Regions from separate parts of the Homo sapiens genome. Here region 1 is linked to region 2. Evidence: chromatin loops called from intact Hi-C (ENCODE). Cell type or tissue: heart right ventricle. All regions are shown on one strand.

Region 1 (2,500 bases), 470 kb before region 2:
AGATCCTTCTTAAAGGCCAGGTATGTGCTAGGCAGTTTGGGATGGGAGAAGCAGGCAAAATAGGAAACAGACAAGGACCTGGCCTCTTCCTAAAAGCATGGCAGAAGCTCCTGAGTGGTTATGCCATTGACAATATGAGATTTAAATCATTGTTCTCCACCAGAAAGAGACATGTAGGACACTGGTTGTTAAATTGAGAAGTGCAGGGTCTGCAGGACGGCAGGGCAGGTGCAGAGAACTCTCGAGCCTCTGGGAAGGTTGCCCAGGAAAAATAGAGGCAAGGGCTTGACTTTCCCCAGAGCCTTGGACTGAGGTGGTAGATGCTGGGGGAGGCAGCATCTGCAACTCAACTCAAAGCCCAGCTGGCTGGTGCTCAGGGCACCGGGAGGGATGCAGAGCAAGATATAGGGGTCCCCATTTGCAAGCAGTGCAGAGACCTCTTTCTAAGCTTTGCTCGGTGCCGGAGGCCCAGGTGGCCAGGTGGGAACTCTGGCCTTGAGCCTCTCTCTCCTTTCCACCCGTGTGTGTAGCCTCAGCCAGGCTGCTCGCTTCCCTGCGTGAGCCTCAGCTTCCTTTATCTATAAACTACCAAAGTCTCTTCCACAATAGGAGTGTTGGAGAATAGGAAACTGTGTTCATAAACAGCTCAGCCCCCAGAATAAGTCCTCACAAATCTTAATATTAAACAGGGAGACAGCAAAGGGATATTGTGGCAAGCCATGGCATCGCTGGCACGGGGCTGCACCTGCCTGCGTGTGTGTCAAATCTGACCAGGTGATCTGCAGTTGGTTTCAGGCACAGCTGGCTCTGGCTGTCACCTCTGGAACACAGAGACAAGGAGAATGTTTAGCTGGGCACAGGGAGAGGCTTCATCCCATAGCCTCTGTATCAGTCAATTCTAATCACTTGTAGCTGTAATAACCAAAGAGGAAGCTCTTAAAATGGGGAATTATGTATCTCGGCTGCTGCAAAATAACCCTGGGCCCAGTGCCAAGGAAAACAGCCCTTGTCGGCGGGTGCAGGGACGCCTGTGGAGGAGGACTCGCTCCTGAGTACTCACTGCGCAGCGGGGTGACCACTTGTGTGTGTGTGAGGAAGCTGGGGTGACTGGCCTAATTGCAAGTTTGCAGAGGTGCACAGAGATACTCCGGGGACTCCCTGGAGGGTGTCCTCTGAGGTCAGACTGAGCCGCAGAGGGACAGTGGAGGCTAAGCTCCTAAGGGTTTGGATACATCACGGTCACTGTTACTCCCAGCGGAGTGACCTCAGGGCGTCTCTTGTCATCTCTGGGCCTTATTGATCTCACCCTGGGGAGGATGAAGGCTTTATATACCCCAAGGCCAGGGGTGGACTGGATAGTAGTGATAGCGGTAGTAAGAGGAGATAGTCTCAAGTCATAATGTAGTTGCTGTGCATGGAGTGTGTGCCACATCTTGTTCTAAGCACCTCCTGTGCACCCCCCCTCATTTAACCCTCACAACACTCCCACAGGGAAGGTACAGTTACCCCATTTTACAGATGAGGACACTGAAGACTAGTGGGGTTGAGTGACTTGCCTTAGGTCACCTGTTTGGGGAAGTGACTTTCAGCTTCTGGGTTGAGGCTTATATTCTGGTCCCTGTAGGGGCCAGGGTGCCTGGGGCAGCTGGCAGGGAGCCAGGGGGCTTTTTATACTGCGGCTCCAACAGCCAGTGGGGAAGGTTCAGAGGGGACTGAGCCTGAGCAGTAGGAGGGACTAAAGCAGTTCTGTGTGGCCCGTGTCCCAAGGAGAAGGGGAGAGGGAAGATGGGGCCAGAGGGTCGGCAGGGGCATGTGCTGGGACCTGGTGGGCAATGGTGAGGAGCCTGTGTTTTCTTCTAGGGGTGAGCAAAGGGTTGGGCGGGGGCATGAGGACCTGATTCTGCTTTTTAATCTGCCTTCAGCTGCTGCATTGAGAATAGATCAGGGGCGGGCAGAGTAGCAGCAGGGAGACCTGTGAGGAGGCTGCCACAGATGCCAGTGCAAGGGCTGAGGGGCCTGTAGCTCGTGGTTGCCATGGCGATAGAGAGCTGTGGGTGGATGCCAGGAATGTACAGGCGGGTCTTGCTGGAATGGGCTTCTTCAGGGGCAGGGCTGCTGGCTGTGTGTTCTTCAAGGCAGGTGGACCTGTGACTGCAGCCCCCACAGGTGGAGAGGTGGGTGCACCTTAGAAATGAGGAGTTGGGAGACCCCCACCATGCCAGGCACGTGACAGGTCCCCACTCTGCCCTGTTGAAAACCCCCACCCCCATCCTGGCTCAGCCCCAGGTGGTGGGACGATGGGGTCCTGAGTGTGGAAGGGGGTGGAGGCTTCATTTTGTAGGAAATCAGAGCCTAGAGCAAAGGGACTTGGGGAACCCCAGTTGCTCCTCCTCCATGTTTCTAGAGGGTTCTCGAATATTAGTGTGGCAAGTGGGTCTGTGTGCCCAGAGGGCAGAGCCGGGACTCTCAGGGTAGCCGCAGTGAAGCAGACCCCAGCTCC
Region 2 (2,500 bases):
GGCGACAGAGTGAGATTCCATCTCAAAAAAAAAAAAAATTCTCTCCATTGAGAGAAATCCCCAAATGTAGGGGCAGGTAATGAGCCAGACAGAGCTGGTTAGATCCTGCTCCATGGTACACTTACTACTTCTGTGACCCTTAGACAACTCACAGACATGTGCGAGCCTCAAGTCTCCCCCCAGGAAAGTGGAAAGACTGGGTGGTTTTGAGAATTAAATTCCTGGCATTTAATTACATGCCTGGCAGGTAGAAGCCGCTTATCTGATAGTAGTTGTAACAGTTTCTCCCTTCCCGCTGACAGTTGTTCCATGGGACACAGGTCCTCCCTCTCTATCTAGAGCTATAGATCTCATCAGCTCCCTGCCCCAGCACAGCCCTGCAGGGAGTTGGGTCCCCGTGAATTCCCCCTCTTCAGGACGCAAAAGGGAGGCCATACCGGATGGCAATGGGGAGGCAGACAGACCAGATGCAGACCCCAGATGCAGACCCCAGCTCTGACAGCTACTGGTGTGAGACCCATGAGCACATCCCATTACCTCCCCGAGCCTCAGCTCCCTGATCTTTAAAACAAGGGAAGCAGTGAGGCGGCAGATGGCACAGGGCAGAGCTCTGTCTTGGCCCCTCAGCCATTTGCATCTGGCCACCTCCTCTGGCCATGCCCCTCTGATCTCTGCACCTCTCCCAGGGACCTTGAATGCCAGGAACAGACACAACAGCCTGGCTTTCCCCAATCTGTCCTCACCTCGTCCTCCACTTCATCTGTCCCTGGTCTTGGCTCACTGGCCCTCACACACCTGAAGCTCTTTGAGAAGGGTGCCAGCTCCTCCCCTTCAAGCCAAGCTCAGATAGCACCTTCTATGGAAGCCTAGCCACCACCCCCGTTTCCCCTCTCCCTCCTCCTCCTCTAGCCCTGCTTCTCTTCTTCCCCACACTCCCCCCGTCTGGCATGGCCCTTTATCAGAACATCTCCTTCCCTCAGGGATAGGCCTGCATCCCTCTGATTACCCTGCTGTGATTAGGCCATCAGCCCCACAGTCTGAAGCTGGGTCCTCTTCTTCCTCTGGCTCAGCGCAGCCCTTCCACTGAGCAGTGTTGATAACTCTCTAATGGAGGGATACATGGGAGGAGGGCGGCCCGACAGGTGCTCAAGCCAGGGAGTGCCATGGTGAACAAACACACTTAGGAAGAATTTTTCTTCCTCAAAGGTGCCAGTTTCAGAAAATAATCTGAACTGCAGAACAGAGTTGGGGCATCTGGGCGCCCACGCCCAGCAGTGTTGTTAGACTGCGGAAAGTGTCTACCAGGCAGCGACGTCCTTGAGCTGCAGGTGGGGCTGCCCCCTGGTGGCTTCTTACAGTGGGAAGCCCCCCTACCCATTCATGATGGGCTCTTCCTCCTTCCTCCAAGCTGGGGCTGTAAAGCATATACTTTGAAGCAGGCAGGAGAGCCATGGGCAAATTAGGACGTAGCCTGGTCCCGAAAGGCGAAGGAGACCTCGGGGTGCTCATGGCAGTTGCCATGGCAGCAGGAACTTGAGGGGCCATCACAGAGAGGCTGGGGCTGCTCTCCCTAGTGACATAGGTCAGTTCCCTGGGTCTGGGAGGGTTCATGGGCAAGGTTCATGAACCTGTGCACAGGTTCACTGTGAGAGCAGCCCTGACATTCCCTCCCGAGCACACTGGAGGGACACTCATCAAGCCATACCCCTGGCTCCACTACCTGCTAGCTGTGACCTCAGGCATGGCCTCTGGCCTCTCTGGGCCTCAGTTTCTCCCTCTTGGCAATGAGGATGATGATCATGGTGCCTGTGCGTTAGGACTGTGGGAGTGCACGTTAGGACTGTGGGAGTGAAGTCAGGGTTTTGGTCCAGCGCCTGGTGCAGAATCGGTGTCAATGCACTGTAGTGCCTGTCACTCTTAGAAGGCAGGGCAAGAACAGGGCTTCACAAACTAGAGCTGCAGGCCAAAGCCAGCCAGACACCGATTTTTGTTGATAAAGTTCTGTGGGAACACAGCCACATGCATTCCATCATGGGTTGTCTGTGGCTGCTTTGCACAGCAGCAGAGTTGAGGGCTGGAGGCGGAGGCCTGAAGCATTCCATACCTGGCCCCTACAGGACAGTGCCCCAACCCCCACCTACTCCAACTCTACTGGGACACAGCAAGGCCCGGAGAGAGGGAGGGGTTCCTGAGGTCCCATGGAGGGGGTCATTGGTGGGCCAAGTCTCCTGCATTGCCATGGCTGGAACCTTGGAGTCCTGAGAAGAGCTAGCTGTGGGAAAACTCATTCTGTTCCCTCAGCAGGCTCTGTCTATCCAGGGAAAAGAAGTATTCATTCTGACTTTTCACATGCAGTGTCTTGTTCCATCCTTACACATCCCTACTTTATGTTTTCCTCCATGCCTGCGTGGCTCTCCTTGGTTCATGTCAGCATCATGTGTAGAGGACTTGCCTTGGTTCACACTGGTGCCATGTGTCCAGGGCTCACTCTGGTTTATGT

What was found. A loop is a pair of places that touch in the nucleus more often than their neighbours do. Peaks named below come from ENCODE experiments on the same cell type or tissue, not always from the same donor. Only the 100,000 strongest peaks of a DNase experiment are listed, where the experiment ranks them.
Region 1: it touches region 2 in a loop (9-fold over the local background); 1 of 110 quality-filtered maps calls a loop at or near these places.

Annotation. Positions count from the first base shown.
Region 1 is chr3:14,438,674-14,441,173 of GRCh38, forward strand. The region is part of intron 2 of SLC6A6 (solute carrier family 6 member 6); the gene reads left to right. Among named protein-coding and RNA genes, the nearest start is that of SLC6A6, 37 kb to the left of the region's middle. RefSeq lists an enhancer at 724-1,224. In heart right ventricle, no CTCF peak of the experiment used is centred here; a DNase peak (open chromatin) is centred at 988; H3K27ac peaks cover 2,500 bases; H3K27me3 peaks cover 556 bases.
Region 2 is chr3:14,913,012-14,915,511 of GRCh38, forward strand. All of the region lies in intron 11 of FGD5 (FYVE, RhoGEF and PH domain containing 5), which reads left to right. Among named protein-coding and RNA genes, the nearest start is that of NR2C2, 33 kb to the right of the region's middle. RefSeq lists enhancers at 935-1,757, 1,758-2,500. In heart right ventricle, a CTCF peak has its summit at 1,333 (motif pointing left); no DNase peak of the experiment used is centred here.